2 separate regions of the Homo sapiens genome follow, and region 2 is linked to region 1. The links are chromatin loops, found by intact Hi-C in ENCODE. Cell type or tissue: GM12878. All regions are shown on one strand.

Region 1 (8,000 bases):
GCGGCCACGGTACCAGCGAGGCCTGCAGGCTCCCAGCCATGGCTGACTTGCACCCACATCTCCACCTCACCCTGGTGGATGCAGACTCCCCCTGTGTGCCAGGGACCCTGCGTGCTCTTCATGAGTGTTCAGCTCAGCCTGGCTCCTGCCGTGTGTGGGCTCAGGAGTGCTGGCCTCCCAGACCTCTGCAGGCTGCAGGCTCCTGCTGGCCGTGCCCTTCTGGAGGCAGCACTAGCCCCTCCTGCCTCAGGGATGCTATATTCAGGGCCTGGTCTGTGGGGGCCAGGGCCCATAACACGGGTGTGGGCCAGGCCATGCAGGAGGGTACTGGGCAGGGCACGGCCGCCTGAAGGACCCCAGCAGCTGCTGCTCCCACCCACCAGGTCCCGGGGACCCCGCCGACACTGTTAGCTGTCTCTGAGCTTCTGAGTGACTCTCACATGAGCATCTCACGCCCCACGTGGTGGAGCCGCCAGCACTGTCCCTCCGTGGCGCGTGACCCCAGCCCTTGGCACACAGGCAGCCACCCTGACCCAGCGCCCAGGGCCTGCTGCCATCCCACTGTCCTTCCTCACTCCTGCTGGCCGGGGCCCACTCCTGACCCATCTGTGTGCATCCTCTTGAGATCTGAGTGGTGGCACTGGGCGGGGGGTGTCTGCGGCCAGGACTGACAGTGCTTGGAGGGCCCCTCGTCCCCTTCGACCACATGGTCTGGCCAGCAGATGTGCCCCAGCTGTGCTTCAGAGCTGGTGAGTGTGCAAGGGCAGCAGGGCCTGTGAGGCTGGATTGAGGATGTCACAGCTCCGGTGGGAAGGGAGGCGCCACGCTGCCCATTTGTCAGTTGAATGGACACTTTCTAGACTCTTCTCCGCAAACTGGTTTCTTTTTAAAGCACCGTTCTGAAGTCCTTGGAGATTTTGCTCCCGGCAGCTGGAGTGCAAGGAGCTGCCTGGAGATGAAGTGATTGGCGGGCTCGCCTAGCTCAGGTGAGCGATGCTTCCCAGAATAGATGCCGTGGCACCACTGCAGTATCTGCCCATCTCCCTCCTGGCTCCGCGCGGCCGCTGCGTCCGAGTGGCGTGTGTGCGGCAGGTGGGGCTGGCTGACAAACGTGGACGTTAATTAGAGCCATTTTAATTAGAAATTATGGACGAGGTGCTCCTCGTTAATTTTCAAATAAAATTTACAGAGGGTTTAAATCACTTCCCTCCGTGTCTCCCCATTTAGCACGGGGATTGGCGTCGTTAACTCCGTGTGTAGAACAGGGCACGCTAATTCAGTCATGCCTGATTTAAATATGTTTAGAACTTCCAACTAACATGTAGGAGATGGGAACATGGAACGCTGCTAGCTGCAGGCAGGAGGCAGGAGCCTAGCCCCGGAAGGCCCAGCCCGTCCTCGTGCTGTCTCCGGCCGGTGCTCGTGCTGAGGCTCTCCTCGGGCAGCCACCCGGGAGCAGACACCGTGTCTTTCCTTTTTAACATTTCCCACTTGGTTTCTACGTAATACTGTTTTCCTTTTGACGCAGATGTTCTGTCTTCAGAAAATACTTAGGCGGGTTTGAATATGTGTGCTGTGCATTTGGAGTGCCTCTGAGTGGCTTCCGTCTGGGGACAGATGTTCCGTCTTCAGAAAATACTCAACGCTGGTTTGAATATGTGTGCTGTGCGTTTGGAGTGCCTCTGTGTGGCTTCCGTCTGGGAGCAGGCCGAGGGTGAATCTCCTGGATCAATGTGCAGCGTCATTTGGTAGATTGCGTGTCCAGCCTTGCCGCGCTGTAGGGTGGGTGTGATCATCCGTGGCTGCGTCATTCGCTGAGCTGATAAAAATCCTCTGGAAACTTTCACGTTGCCTGCTGCCAAATTACATAGCTCAAATCACCAATTACTTTGTATTGTGTAATTAACAAAATATTAATTTCCTATCAGCCAGTGAGTCAGAAACGCATCTTAAGCATCGTTCTCTTTAGTACCGTCAGCGTGGCTCTGTCTTTCCTTCTGCTAGTTACCGGGTTACTTGTTTCCGTGGCTGAAAGATACGGGTTTGTTTTTGTTCTCGCCGATGTTGAGTCTGATGTGGCAGCCACATGGGTTTGGCCGTGGATGCATCCTCCATTGCCCACAGAACCAGAGTCGTCCCCCCGACTCTGTGGTTTTCTTTCTCTGTCGGCCGCCTGCCTGCCTCCTCCACCGGCCTCACCACCAAAGCTCTGATCTTTGGAGTTAGATGCCAGAAGCATTCTGCCCTCTGATGTTCAGTGGGCTCCAGGATGCAGCTGACAGCCTCCCGGGGACCCTGTCAGCCCCTGGGATCGAGGCCCCACCTCCTTTTCCTGCTGTGCGTGAGGGAAAGTTTTCTGTGATGCTCTGGAGCCATGGGAGTGTCTGACTTCCAGGAGGTGAAAGGGACAGAAACTGAAAACCCAGGAATGAAACGTGGACCCACCAGGCACAGGCAGGGGAGGAGGGACCTAAATCAGCGCTGCTGGGAAACCTTGTACCGCCCTAGGGCTGGGAAACAACCTTCCTGGGTGATGGGGCCCCTCCATCACGCCGAAGGCCAAGCCGCTGTGTGCGCCACCGCATCCCAAGGGCTGCCCACGGGGGGCGGGGTGCAGATACACAGGTTCTCTGGAGTCAGCACAGGGAACACGGGGAGAACATCTTAGGCCCAGCCAGGGCCTTGTGCCAGCCCTCCCTCCCACACCGGTGGCACAGACCCGTCTTTTGGGCTTTCACCGTCCCTCAGTACCTGTCTGCAAAACACAGGGCGCTTGCCAGACAAGCCCAGCGCTCCTTGAAACACCGCCCCATGCTGTTACCCCTTTCGTTTGGAAAGCAGCCCCGTGGGGTCGATCGGTTTTCCACCCCATTTTACAGACAGGGAAGCTGAGCCCGGGAGAAGCTGTGTAGGCCCCGGCCTCCTTGTCCAGGCCTGGCCTCCTGATGAATGTAAGTGCGCCTGACAAACCCGTGCTATGGCCGCGCCCAGAGGCTGGCGCCTGCTTCCCAGAGGCTGGCGTTCTGGCCCCTGTGGGCCCTGGCTGCACTCTCCTTCCCTGAGAAGGTCAGGCTGAAGCAGGGTCCTTTCCCGCCCCCGTGAGCCGAGTGTGTGTGTGACTCACCAGAGCCCGGGAGCAAGGACACAGGCAGCTTTCATTTTCCCGAGCCCAGAGTTAGCTTTCTCCGCAGAGCTCGGGGGCAGGAGCTACTAGGTTTGGAGGCCCCAGATGTTCTAAGAAGTCATTCCGCTCTCCACTGAAGGGGGCGTTTACATAAAGTCTGCGTGACCCCTGGTGCCTCAACCAGCTTCCTGAGCACTGCACCCAGTGCTCCTGCTCAGTAAGAACCAGGCCCACAACCTCTGCTCAGAACGTCCTATGTGGGACCCAGGGGCAAACACCAGTTTGGCTGCCCCAGGAGAAGAGGCCGCCCTGGCCCAGCTCCATCCATCTGGAGAGCAACACAGACCCAGGACCCCCGGCCCGCATCTGGTCGACAGATGTGTGTCTCTATCTGGCAGGCAGCCCCGGGGACCCAGCAGAAATTTTGCCCCTAGCCTAGCTCTGGAATCGACCTCCAGGTATCTTGTGAACCTGAGGCCTCCTCCTCTCACACCCAAGAAGGCCCCCAGGCCTGTGGTGCTGTGGTCCTGGCCCCTGCAGCTGGGACTCCAGGAAGCGGCCCGAGGCCCACCATGCTGGCTGGCAGCTCCCAAGGGCAGGTCTGTCTGAGCCTCATTACTGGGAGTGACCTGGGTTAGACGAGAATGGGAAGAGGCCCACAGCACTGTGTTTTGTGATATTCTTGTAAGAGCGTGTTGATGAGTGTAGATTTTATAGTAAAGAACCAGTCATTCTAGAAAGCAACGACTTGCTTCAGCAGAACCTCCAGGCTCTCGTTTCAGAGGTGAGGACACGCCTATGGTGCTGTGTCTGTGTCCAGCAGGTTCTGCTCGGCCCCGACAGTGCTGCCCGCCAGGTGCCCTTCCCGCACGCTTGCTGCAGTCAGCCCTGCACCGCTCCGCCCTCCGTCCTCTCAAGGTGCGTCCCTGGCAGCCGGAGATGCACATGAGATATTGGCCTGGCCGGGCAATTTGCACGGCCTTCCAGGGAGGGCATTAGCATATAAATAGCAGATGCAATGACGACCATCACAGCTGAGCACGTTTAATTTTTGGTTTATAAGATAGAATGGGTTTTTAAACACATAGCCATCAAGGCGCTGAAAGACAAATGCAATTTGGAACTCACTTGTCTGACGAGGCCTTACATCATTTTTTTTTTTTTTTTTATAAAAAGGGAAACAGACACACATAAAACTGAACAAAAGTGATTTCTTGGGTGAAAAGTAATTGAGACCGCGTACCAAGTTAATTAGATCGTACAAAATTTATTTAATGGCCCCAGCTGTATCTCCCAGCCTGTGTGTGGCGGACAGACCTGCCCCTTCACACGGCCTCTCCTCTTCCTTTCCTTCTCAAATAATTAGTAACCTCGCCACCCTACTTCTGTGAACTGATTGCATTGTATATTTTAGCCATTTTATTGCTTGTTTAATTATGATCGTGGAGGCTCATTTTTCTAAATCCTTTTAAGTGTGGGTGAGAATCCATTTGTATGAAGCCAGCAGAGGCCGGAGTGCTCCTGCCCGCCTCCCCGCGGTGGCTGGGGTTCCTTTGGAGGTGCCCTGTGCACGGGTGGTCTTGGCTCTCCATGTCGAGGGGTCTATAGCTCCTGTAGCTCCTGCACTGTGGACCAGCCTTGGGAGGCTTCCAATGCCCCGCAGGGGACTTGGCCCATTAGGGAAGGTGTGGGCACGGGTCACAGCCCCCTTGGGAGGGGACAGCCTGCAGGTGACCTGTGCCTCCCATGCCCCTGCTTTATCACAGGAAACTCGGCTGCCAGGTCGGGGTAAAAGCAGACTGCTCTTGAGAACCTTTTCCAAACCTAACCTCATTTTGTAGACATCTCCAGCCCCAGCACCACATAGGGTGTATGATCTCCTTTCCTGGATTCTTGCTCGTCCAGAGCCCCCCCGCACCGGTGCCCAGCCCCTCAGCAGGGCTTGCAGACCCGTGGTGCTGGCCCCTGGCTCATCTGTCCCTCACCTTGAGGGCGGGTGGCTCTTGCCTGTCACCACTTGATGATTTGACTTCTTAGAGGTGAACTGGAGGCGTGTGGGACCACGTGGAAGGGGGGCTTCGTGCGGGGCCTCACCCTCCCTTTGGGCTCCGTGCGCTTCGAGGCCTCGGGGAGCTCTGTCCCTGGTGACCACGCCGTTCCTGTCCTCCGAACAGGCCTGTGAACAGCCACACAGCTTCCTAGGCTCACGGCTTCCCCATCTTCAGCATCCCTGCCTGTCCCTGGCGTTCAGTGTGCCCAGCAGCAGATGTTGGAGGTGACCGCACTGTGCGTCTGTGGGTTTCAGACATGAGAGTTTATCCCGTGTGACTTGAACCCTGAAAACAGCAGCTTTCAGCCTTGCATTTAGTATCCGCAGTGAAGCCCCTCAATGCTGAGTTGCTGTGGTTTGAGGGGTACCACGGCCTCAGTAGTTGCAAGCTGAAGTATGGAAACGGTGGCTGTGGTGGGACCTTGCCAGGGAGGAAGCCCTGCGGCTGCCTCAGAGGTGAAGGGAGAGCCACCCACGGACCTGGCCGCTGTTACGGAGGGAGATGCTCACCGGGACCAGGGTGCCCTCATCAGCGCTGATTTAAGAACAAAGGGGAACCCAGGGCTCCAAATTTAGTCACAGAAATGAACCATTATTTGGGGAGAAAGAAGGTGTAATTCCTAATAGTTACCTGAGCAGTTGAATATTTTTTAGGAAATGAAAATTTGATAAAAGTCCCCGATGAAATTCAAGGGTGCGAACAGGAAGCATAATATTTTTTGAAAACGACGCCCATATTTAAAATCTGGCACTATATGTTATGCATTGTAGCACCCGGTCCACATCTACCTTTTAGAAAATTAAAACACATAAATTCTGTTTAGTGTGTGATAACGCGCTGCACTGGCTGAGAACCGTAATGCCCTGAAACCTTGGGCTGCTCTCCACCTTTCATAAATTCCTGGCAGATTCTGTACAGAAATAATTTTCAGGTCCGTGGCTTGTTGTTATTCAGACGTGATGGATCGCCATCATTTGCTCAGCGCGGGAGTTAAGTGCCCCTGTCATTTCCAAAGAGTATAATTGGGACGTTTCACAGGTCAGCGGTGGAGACAGGCTTCCCTTTTGATCAGTGTTAGACTGATAACAAAAATTACAGTTTCCAGTGATTAATGTCTCCTGTGCTTCCCAGATGCTCAGCAGTGGGATGCTCCTAAACAAAGTGCACTTGGTCTGATGATTGGTGTGGGGGCCACCTCCCGGCAGGGTGCTGGTGCCCGGGCCCCGTGGCCTTGTGTGGCCTGGCTCCGTGGGGGCCACCTCCCGGCAGGGTGCTGGTGCCCGGGCCCCGTGGCCTTGTGTGGCCTGGCTCCGTGGGGGCCACCTCCCGGCAGGGTGCTGGTGCCCGGGCCCCGTGGCCTTGTGTGGCCTGGCTCCGTGGGGGCCACCTCCCGGCAGGGTGCTGGTGCCCGGGCCCCGTGGCCTTGTGTGGCCTGGCTCCGTGGGGGCCACCTCCCGGCAGGGTGCTGGTGCCCGGGCCCCGTGGCCTTGTGTGGCCTGGCTCTGTGGGGGCCACCTCCCGGCAGGGTGCTGGTGCCCGGGCCCCGTGGCATTGTGTGGCCTGGCTCCGTGGGGGCCACCTCCCCGCACGGTGCTGGTGCGCGGGCCCCGTGGCCTTGTGTGGCCTGGCTCCGTGGGGGCTGGGCTTGGAGCCGCAGTCCCCTGCACACCTGGGCTTTGTCTCTGGTGAACATGTGGGCTCCCGCCCTAGGGGTCAGGGGTCAGGCCCCTCTTCAGTTGTCCTTCCTCCCTTCAGGAAACAGCTGCGATCGCAGGCGCCTTTGAGGTGTTGCTGCTGGGAATGCTTTTTAGAGATGCAGGTGTGTGTCAGAGTGATTCTGTTTTTCGGTTTTTCTCTTATAAACCCATTAAGGGTCCCCTTGCTTGGTATTCCTCCAACAGGGATCTCTCTCCCGGGAAGTTTCCCTCAGCTGTGCTGTGGGAACAGGAATGCAGGCGCCTCCATCCCGGGGGTACCTCAACCCTGGGGGCATCTCCACCCTGGGGCACCTCCACCCCAGCCACCCCAGGGCACCACCACCCTGGCCACCCTGGGGGCATGACCTTCAGCTGCCCTAGCAGCCCTGCCAGCCCCTCTCCTGGCCTGAGGGAGCTGAAGGTGAGGAATGACCGCCCTGCTGTGCTGAGCCCACACCAGGTTTGCGGTGGGTGAGCTGCAGAGGCGGGGCTCTCAGGGAAGGATGGTGCGCCCTGGGGGCTGCGTGCGAGCTCCCACACCCTGTCCTGGGCCGTGGTGGGGCTGTTGGAAGGATGCAGGCCAGAGGGAAGGTGAGGCGGAGAAGAGCTTGCCCACAGCCGCTTCTGAGCGCGTGGATGGAGCAGTTGATGCCCACCGTGTGGCCATGTTACTGAGCAGTGGGCTCGCTACCCAGTGCACACAGAAGCCAGTACTGCAGCAGCAGCTTTTGGGAAGAGAAAGGCTTTACCAGGGCAGGCAGCAGGGAGGCAGGTGCCTCCCCAGTTCTTCTTGGCCCTGTTATGCCCGCAAGACAGCTTGGCGTTCTGTTAGCAACAGAGCAGGCCTGCCTGGGCTGGTCTTATGGTCACAGCTGCAGCCATGGTGTCTTGTGCCACAGCCGTGCTGTGTGCAGGAGCCACCGTCTTTCTCTGGCCTGATGAGATGAGTCACCACACAGGTCCCTGCCTCTGCCCACTAAGTCGGGCGCAGGAAGGGGCAGGGTGGGCTCAAGGAACTGGCTTTTCTCAGGGGAAAAAGAAAGCAAGCCTTCCTGCCATTCTCCAGCTCCTCAATGGGAGGAGGGAGGCGGGGGTGGCACGAGGGCTCTCCAGACTCAGTGAGGGATC
Region 2 (8,000 bases), 330 kb before region 1:
TGGGGCCCGGGCGCTGGGCTTGGACAGGTGTCCAGAGAGACACGCCCTCCATACCTAGGGACCCGGCACCCCGCCTGCTCCGCTGGGCTCCTGGGTGTGGGGCCCTCGGGTGGAGCTCCTGGGAGCTGGGCTGGCCCGTTTCTTTTTTTTTTTTAATTCTACTTTAAGTTTTAGGGTACATGTGCCCGTTTTCTGAATACAGGAGCCTGGCCCAGGCCCCAGCAGGGTCTGGGGGTGCGGCCTGAGACAGCCTGGTCCTGGGCTCAGTGAAGGAGCGGCTGTCACAGGGTGGATGGAGGGGACATTCCACAGCACGCCCTGCCCCTCGGCATTGTGTGGAATGGGAAAACTGGCTGTCCCCCACCCCCACCCCACAGTCCTTTCAAAGGGGACGATGACCGGGTGGTATGAGAGTCTCGTCTGTTCACCAGCCCTCGGCCCCTTGATGTAGGCTAGGGTTACTGCAGCTGCTGGCCGGGCCCGGCTCCCTCCTCCCCCGGGGCCTGCAGACCCCCCGGAGCCAGAATGGGGGCCGGCCCTCCAGCCCCACCCGTGCCCATCAGGGTCACCTGCGCCCAGTGTGGGCCAGCGGCCCTTGCCCAGCTGTCCCTGGGATTCTGGGCTGTGGGTGTGTGGCGCAGCCCCCTGCCTGGGTGTCCAGGGCTGTCCCGGCTGGGGCTGGGGGAGCTAGAGGCCACGGGGGAGTTGGGGGAGCTCCTCAGGGCCCCCCTCACCTGCCCTCCCTGTGCACCTCCGTCTCTCTGCAGATGACATTAGCCCAGGGAAGGAGAGCCTGGGGCCCGACAGCTCCTCTGGGGGTCAAGAGGACCCCGCCAGCCAGCAGTGGGGTGAGCAGGGGGTGACGGGGGTGGGGGGCGTCCGTCTGTCCCGGCCCCTTGGCTGCATCCCCGTCCTCTGACCTCCACGCCACCCCACCCCGCAGCACGACCGCGCTTCACACAGCCCTCCAAGATGAGGCGCCGGGTGATCGCACGGCCCGTGGGTAGCTCCGTGCGGCTCAAGTGCGTGGCCAGCGGGCACCCTCGGCCCGACATCACGTGGATGAAGGACGACCAGGCCTTGACGCGCCCAGAGGCCGCTGAGCCCAGGAAGAAGAAGTGGACACTGAGCCTGAAGAACCTGCGGCCGGAGGACAGCGGCAAATACACCTGCCGCGTGTCGAACCGCGCGGGCGCCATCAACGCCACCTACAAGGTGGATGTGATCCGTGAGTGTGGCCCCGGGCGCTGGCGGGCGGGGGGTGCTGGTGGGCGGGGGCGCTGGCGGGCGGGGGTGCTGGTGGGCGGGGGCGCTGGTGGGCGGGGGCACTGGCAGGGCTTGGGGGTGGTGGGCTGGGGGTGCTGGTGGGCCCAGGGTGCTGGCGGGGTAGAGTCCGGCGCGGCCCAGGAGCCATGCCCGCGTGCCACGTTCCCACAGAGCGGACCCGTTCCAAGCCCGTGCTCACAGGCACGCACCCCGTGAACACGACGGTGGACTTCGGGGGGACCACGTCCTTCCAGTGCAAGGTGCGCAGCGACGTGAAGCCGGTGATCCAGTGGCTGAAGCGCGTGGAGTACGGCGCCGAGGGCCGCCACAACTCCACCATCGATGTGGGCGGCCAGAAGTTTGTGGTGCTGCCCACGGGTGACGTGTGGTCGCGGCCCGACGGCTCCTACCTCAATAAGCTGCTCATCACCCGTGCCCGCCAGGACGATGCGGGCATGTACATCTGCCTTGGCGCCAACACCATGGGCTACAGCTTCCGCAGCGCCTTCCTCACCGTGCTGCCAGGTGCGCGGCTGCCACGCCACGCCACACCATGCTGGTGCCCGGACCCGCCCCCTGGGCCCGGCGTCCCACCCACCGGGTGGGGCCCCACCCTTCCCTCCCGGGCCGTGCTGGCCAGGTCATCTGCCGAGGGAGGGCAGCCCAGGGGCACCGTCTCCACAGCCCCTGGGATGGGTCTGGGGTGCTCTCCTGGTCTTTGTGTCGGCGTTCCCCTCCCTACCTCCTTTCCTCTCGCTCTTGCAGACCCAAAACCGCCAGGGCCACCTGTGGCCTCCTCGTCCTCGGCCACTAGCCTGCCGTGGCCCGTGGTCATCGGCATCCCAGCCGGCGCTGTCTTCATCCTGGGCACCCTGCTCCTGTGGCTTTGCCAGGCCCAGAAGAAGCCGTGCACCCCCGCGCCTGCCCCTCCCCTGCCTGGGCACCGCCCGCCGGGGACGGCCCGCGACCGCAGCGGAGACAAGGACCTTCCCTCGTTGGCCGCCCTCAGCGCTGGCCCTGGTGTGGGGCTGTGTGAGGAGCATGGGTCTCCGGCAGCCCCCCAGCACTTACTGGGCCCAGGCCCAGTTGCTGGCCCTAAGTTGTACCCCAAACTCTACACAGACATCCACACACACACACACACACACTCTCACACACACTCACACGTGGAGGGCAAGGTCCACCAGCACATCCACTATCAGTGCTAGACGGCACCGTATCTGCAGTGGGCACGGGGGGGCCGGCCAGACAGGCAGACTGGGAGGATGGAGGACGGAGCTGCAGACGAAGGCAGGGGACCCATGGCGAGGAGGAATGGCCAGCACCCCAGGCAGTCTGTGTGTGAGGCATAGCCCCTGGACACACACACACAGACACACACACTGCCTGGATGCATGTATGCACACACATGCGCGCACACGTGCTCCCTGAAGGCACACGTACGCACACACGCACATGCACAGATATGCCGCCTGGGCACACAGATAAGCTGCCCAAATGCACGCACACGCACAGAGACATGCCAGAACATACAAGGACATGCTGCCTGAACATACACACGCACACCCATGCGCAGATGTGCTGCCTGGACACACACACACACACGGATATGCTGTCTGGACGCACACACGTGCAGATATGGTATCCGGACACACACGTGCACAGATATGCTGCCTGGACACACAGATAATGCTGCCTTGACACACACATGCACGGATATTGCCTGGACACACACACACACACGTGTGCACAGATATGCTGTCTGGACACGCACACACATGCAGATATGCTGCCTGGACACACACTTCCAGACACACGTGCACAGGCGCAGATATGCTGCCTGGACACACGCAGATATGCTGTCTAGTCACACACACACGCAGACATGCTGTCCGGACACACACACGCATGCACAGATATGCTGTCCGGACACACACACGCACGCAGATATGCTGCCTGGACACACACACAGATAATGCTGCCTCAACACTCACACACGTGCAGATATTGCCTGGACACACACATGTGCACAGATATGCTGTCTGGACATGCACACACGTGCAGATATGCTGTCCGGATACACACGCACGCACACATGCAGATATGCTGCCTGGGCACACACTTCCGGACACACATGCACACACAGGTGCAGATATGCTGCCTGGACACACGCAGACTGACGTGCTTTTGGGAGGGTGTGCCGTGAAGCCTGCAGTACGTGTGCCGTGAGGCTCATAGTTGATGAGGGACTTTCCCTGCTCCACCGTCACTCCCCCAACTCTGCCCGCCTCTGTCCCCGCCTCAGTCCCCGCCTCCATCCCCGCCTCTGTCCCCTGGCCTTGGCGGCTATTTTTGCCACCTGCCTTGGGTGCCCAGGAGTCCCCTACTGCTGTGGGCTGGGGTTGGGGGCACAGCAGCCCCAAGCCTGAGAGGCTGGAGCCCATGGCTAGTGGCTCATCCCCACTGCATTCTCCCCCTGACACAGAGAAGGGGCCTTGGTATTTATATTTAAGAAATGAAGATAATATTAATAATGATGGAAGGAAGACTGGGTTGCAGGGACTGTGGTCTCTCCTGGGGCCCGGGACCCGCCTGGTCTTTCAGCCATGCTGATGACCACACCCCGTCCAGGCCAGACACCACCCCCCACCCCACTGTCGTGGTGGCCCCAGATCTCTGTAATTTTATGTAGAGTTTGAGCTGAAGCCCCGTATATTTAATTTATTTTGTTAAACATGAAAGTGCATCCTTTCCCTCCAGGCTGGTGTTTCTGCCCATGTCTACATGCACGTGTGCATGCTCGTGTGTGCTCACATTTGTGCCTGTGTGTCAGGCCTGGTCTCCAGAACCAGCAGCCTAACCCTCTTGGAGTCCCCTCGCTGGGCCAGAGCCACAGGGGCTGAGAACTGCACCTCCCGGCGGGAGAGTTTGGGTATACTGGGCTTCGGTGGTGTTGGGCGTGAGCACTGCCCACATGCCTGGCCAGGCCTGCGTCCTGCACCCCTGTCCCAGCGGCGCCCTCTCTGTGTCCTGGGGCTGGCACCTATGGCCCTCAGTGCAGGGCCTGGCCACTCCCCAGCCCCTCCTCAGGCTTTGGTGGGTGGCCCTACAGGAGGCAGCAGACTGGCCTCAGAGCTGGGGATGGGGCCAGGCTCAGGTCACCTCTGACCTCAGGGCTCCGTCCGAGTGCCCTCCCAGCCACCCTGCGGTGCTGCGACGGTGGCCGACCCCATCTTACCCGGTCAGCAGGAGGGGTGGGGCTGCCAGCTCCACCCGGGGCCCTTGCCTGCCGGGGGTTCCGTTAGCCTCGTAAGAAAAGGCACCGGGGCCCCTCGTGCATTCAGCAAAGCGTGAGGCCCACTGCGTCCCCGGAGCCTGGTCCTGCTGGCGTGCAGCGCGCTTCCTGACCCGCTCTGGTTCTGAGAGCTTTTCCCTGGAGGAAGCTCACCCTGCCTGGCTTCAAAGACGACAGGTGGGCTCTGGGGAGAGGTGTCAGGGACCTCTCCCCAACTGGAGCTTCTGGGGACCCCATGGCTTTCAAGATGTCCCCTTTTTGTTCTCTGTCCTCCCCAGGGTAGACCCTACTTCTCTCCCCTGAGGAAGTCCTGACTCCTTGGACGGTGACAGCTTCAGGCATGGCCCTGGTAAGGGCTGCGTGTGGCTGATGGGTGCTGTGGGAGGCCTGGCCACCCTGACTGGGGGACAGTGGGGGCTCCACGCGGCCCACAGCTGGCAGCCAAACAGATGTTCCCCAGACAGGACAGGCTGCAGGCCGACGCCTGGTCGGGTTTCAGTCTGGAGTAGGGGAGGGTGGAAGGGAGACCTCAGGCGTCTGGCCACCTTGGGCAGCAGGGAGGCCTCAGGCAGCGGGTCATGGGGTTGCAGAGGACAGGCTGCCCCTCCCCAGGGAGTGGGCGGAGGGATGGGCAGTCCGAGAGGGCTGTCCCCTAGAGCCTCTGAAGGAGACACTGGGACCGCAGACCCCACGCCTGCACCCTGCCTGCTGTGAGGTCCAGGCCCCCACTCAGGGCCACCCTTGACTTGTGGTCCAGCCCATCTTGCGCCTGCCCACAGGAGGTGCTGACTAGTGCTGTGTGGTCCTCAACGGACAGGTCTGGCACAGCCTAGCCTCTGGGTCTTGGGCTCTGGACTTTGTCATGCTGTGGCCACGTTGGATGCCAGGCTGGGCAGGGGGACCCCAAGGAGTCAGGACAGACCCATCTCCTGCCTATGGGGCCCCAGCCACCCCCGGGCCAATAGCCTGGAGCTCAGACCCCTCAGTCCTTCCCTAGCCTTCCTCAGGGGCTGCCTGGAGCCCCTGCTTTCTCCCCTGCGACTTCCAGACCCTTCCCCCTTGGCCGTCCAGTCCCGAGAGCCTTGCTCCCGCCCCCACGCCCCTCTGTTCGGCGGTCTCCAGCCTGAGCCTGCCGGGGCCCTGCCCTGTGGACGCCTGGCCTGTGTTCCTGGCTGTCTCTTGCCTGGCCCTGCCCCGTGGACTCCTGTCCCCGTGGCTCCTGTCCCCCCACCAGCCACACGGCCATCCCGATGCCGTTTCCCGCATCTCCGTCACGGCAGCACGCGTCTGTGCCCTGCGCCGGCTCCCTCGTCACATCTGCACGTCCACACTCCCAAGAACAAAATTGCGTTCCCCTCCCCTCCACGTGCAGGAGGCCTGGGAGCACAGAGGCCCCGTGTGCTTCGAGGACTTGAGGCAGGAGGCGGGCAGAGGCGCCCAGGGCGTGAGTGTGGCCAGCAGGACAGAGGGCAGGACTGCGCTTCTGACAGTGGTCTGCTCCGGCCAAGCACCTGAAAGATGGGGAGCCCTTCACCCCAGGCTCACTGGCCAGGAGGCTCGAAGGGCCGGGTGGGGCTTGTGGGAGGTGGGGGTGCCGCTCTGTGGGCCCCGTCTCACCTGTCCTGCCCGGGTCACCTGCACACCATTGCACCATGGGGGCTCCAGGCCCAGGAAGAGACCGACACACACGCGTCGGGAGGCTCCTTGGGGGCCAGCGGGCTTCTGGGCAATGCCCTTGCAGGGGTGGGGCTGGGGCATGGAATCTGAGGGGCAGGGCGACCGAGGGGGCCCAGGGAGAAGGGAGGAGCCCAGAGTGGCAGCCGTCTCCCCAGGGAGGGGCTGCACCTGGGGCTTCCTGGCTCTTCCACTGTCACCCTTCACGTGGGCAAGACCAGGTCCCATGCCCTTGGCCACCACAGGAAGGTCATGGGGCAGCTCGTGCTGTGGGGACGGGAACAGGGCTGGGCACCCGTCCCTGGCTCTGTCCTGGGCTGCTGGTGGTGTGGGTTGTAGTGGTGGGGGTTGCAGCCCAGGAGTCAACGGAGGGGACCTGGCTGTGTCCTCAGGGCGGCCCCCAGGCCAGGCCCTTTGGGTACGAGATGGTGGTGCCCGGGGGAGGCTCAGCATGGCGGGGCAGGGTGTGGGCACGGGGCCAGGCCCATGGTCCTCCCTGGCCCTGTCCTGGTGGTGATAAGCTGCTTCCCTGTAAAGCCCGGCTAACTTGAAAGTGCTGCCCAGGCTCCAACACCCCCGGGTGTGACCCGCCCCCGCCCGGCCCTCCTGGCTTCAAAGGGGTGCCCATAAGCCGCCTGCAGCTGTCCCGGGGGTGCCTGCGTCTGCTGCCAGGGACAGGGTGGCAGCATGAGGCAGAGATAGGGGATGTGGGCAGCCCCACCCAATGGGCCCGTGGGTCAGAGGACCTGGCCAGAGATCACAGCCTTGTCCCAGGCCGAGGCTGGGGGCTGGGGGACCGGGTCAGGAACGTGGGACGAGGAGCACAGATGGGGCCCAAGCCAGGAAGAGGGGTGCAGGCCAGGAAGAGGGGTCCAGGCTGTGTGCTCGGGGTGCACGATGGGACTCCCCGCACAGCAGAGATCCGGCCCTGGGACACAAGGCTCCAGGACGCAGGGACCAGCCAAGCCTCCCTGGGGCACTGTGTGGGCCCCGGACCTGCTGTGGGGCTGGGGTTTGCCAGGGGTCCCCCAGGATTTGAACATGGGAGCACCTCCTGGAGGCAGAGGCAGGGAGGCCACAGGGCCAAGTGTGTGGGGCACTGGGCCCCTCGGGCTGGGCTGGGACAGTCCCCCTCCCATGGCTGGAGCTAGCTTCTGGTAGGAGAAGCTTCCAGATGTCCCGGGGGACAAGAGTGCTGGGTGGAGCCACGCTGGGTGAGGCGGGGCAGGGACGCGGTGGGCGGGGCCTGGTGGTCTCGGGCTCTCTGTGCCCTGTGCTGGCCTCACAGTGTGCCCGGCCCAGGTGGCTGCCTGGGTTGGGGAAGGGGCTCTCCTGGGGGCTGGTGGGGCCTGGCGGGTCCTGGGCCTCAGCCACACAAGACCCAGGCCTGTGTTCCAGGGCTCTGGGTTGCCGATGAATTTTAGGTTTGCATTGCAGTGCCTGAGGAGAGACGCCAGTCCCTGAGAAACACCGGCTCTGCCCAGGGGCCGCACTCGCCACCGTTGGCCTCCTCTGCTCGGCCTGTCTCTCCCTTGCCTCTGCCTTGGGAGGAGTGTGGCCAGCGAGGGGATGCAGGTGGGTCTCCCCGGAAGGCTCCCGCCACTGTGCTGGCAGCTGCATGCTGGGCCTGAGTGGGTGTGGCCAAGGCTGGGGCTCCCTGTGGGCTCTTGAAGCAGAGGCGGCCTTGGCCCCATGGGAGGGTTTCCCATTCCCTTCCGCAGCCTTGGGCAGGAGCCCAGGTGGGTCTAGGGGCTGGGCCCACCTC

Evidence for each region. Hi-C counts contacts between places; a loop is a spot of excess contacts. Peaks named below come from ENCODE experiments on the same cell type or tissue, not always from the same donor. Only the 100,000 strongest peaks of a DNase experiment are listed, where the experiment ranks them.
Region 2: it touches region 1 in a loop (6-fold over the local background); 2 of 110 quality-filtered maps call a loop at or near these places.

Annotation. Positions count from the first base shown.
Region 1 is chr4:1,357,578-1,365,577 of GRCh38, forward strand. The region is part of intron 7 of UVSSA (UV stimulated scaffold protein A); the gene reads left to right. Among named protein-coding and RNA genes, the nearest start is that of UVSSA, 14 kb to the left of the region's middle. RefSeq lists enhancers at 2,456-2,977, 2,978-3,499. In GM12878, no CTCF peak of the experiment used is centred here; no DNase peak of the experiment used is centred here.
Region 2 is chr4:1,022,874-1,030,873 of GRCh38, forward strand. FGFRL1 (fibroblast growth factor receptor like 1) reads left to right here. Exons shown (of 7, transcript NM_001004356.3): 4 at 768-848; 5 at 944-1,228; 6 at 1,438-1,791; 7 at 2,032-4,025. The coding sequence ends at 2,474. Among named protein-coding and RNA genes, the nearest start is that of FGFRL1, 15 kb to the left of the region's middle. RefSeq lists enhancers at 2,872-3,373, 3,374-3,873. In GM12878, no CTCF peak of the experiment used is centred here; a DNase peak (open chromatin) is centred at 3,458.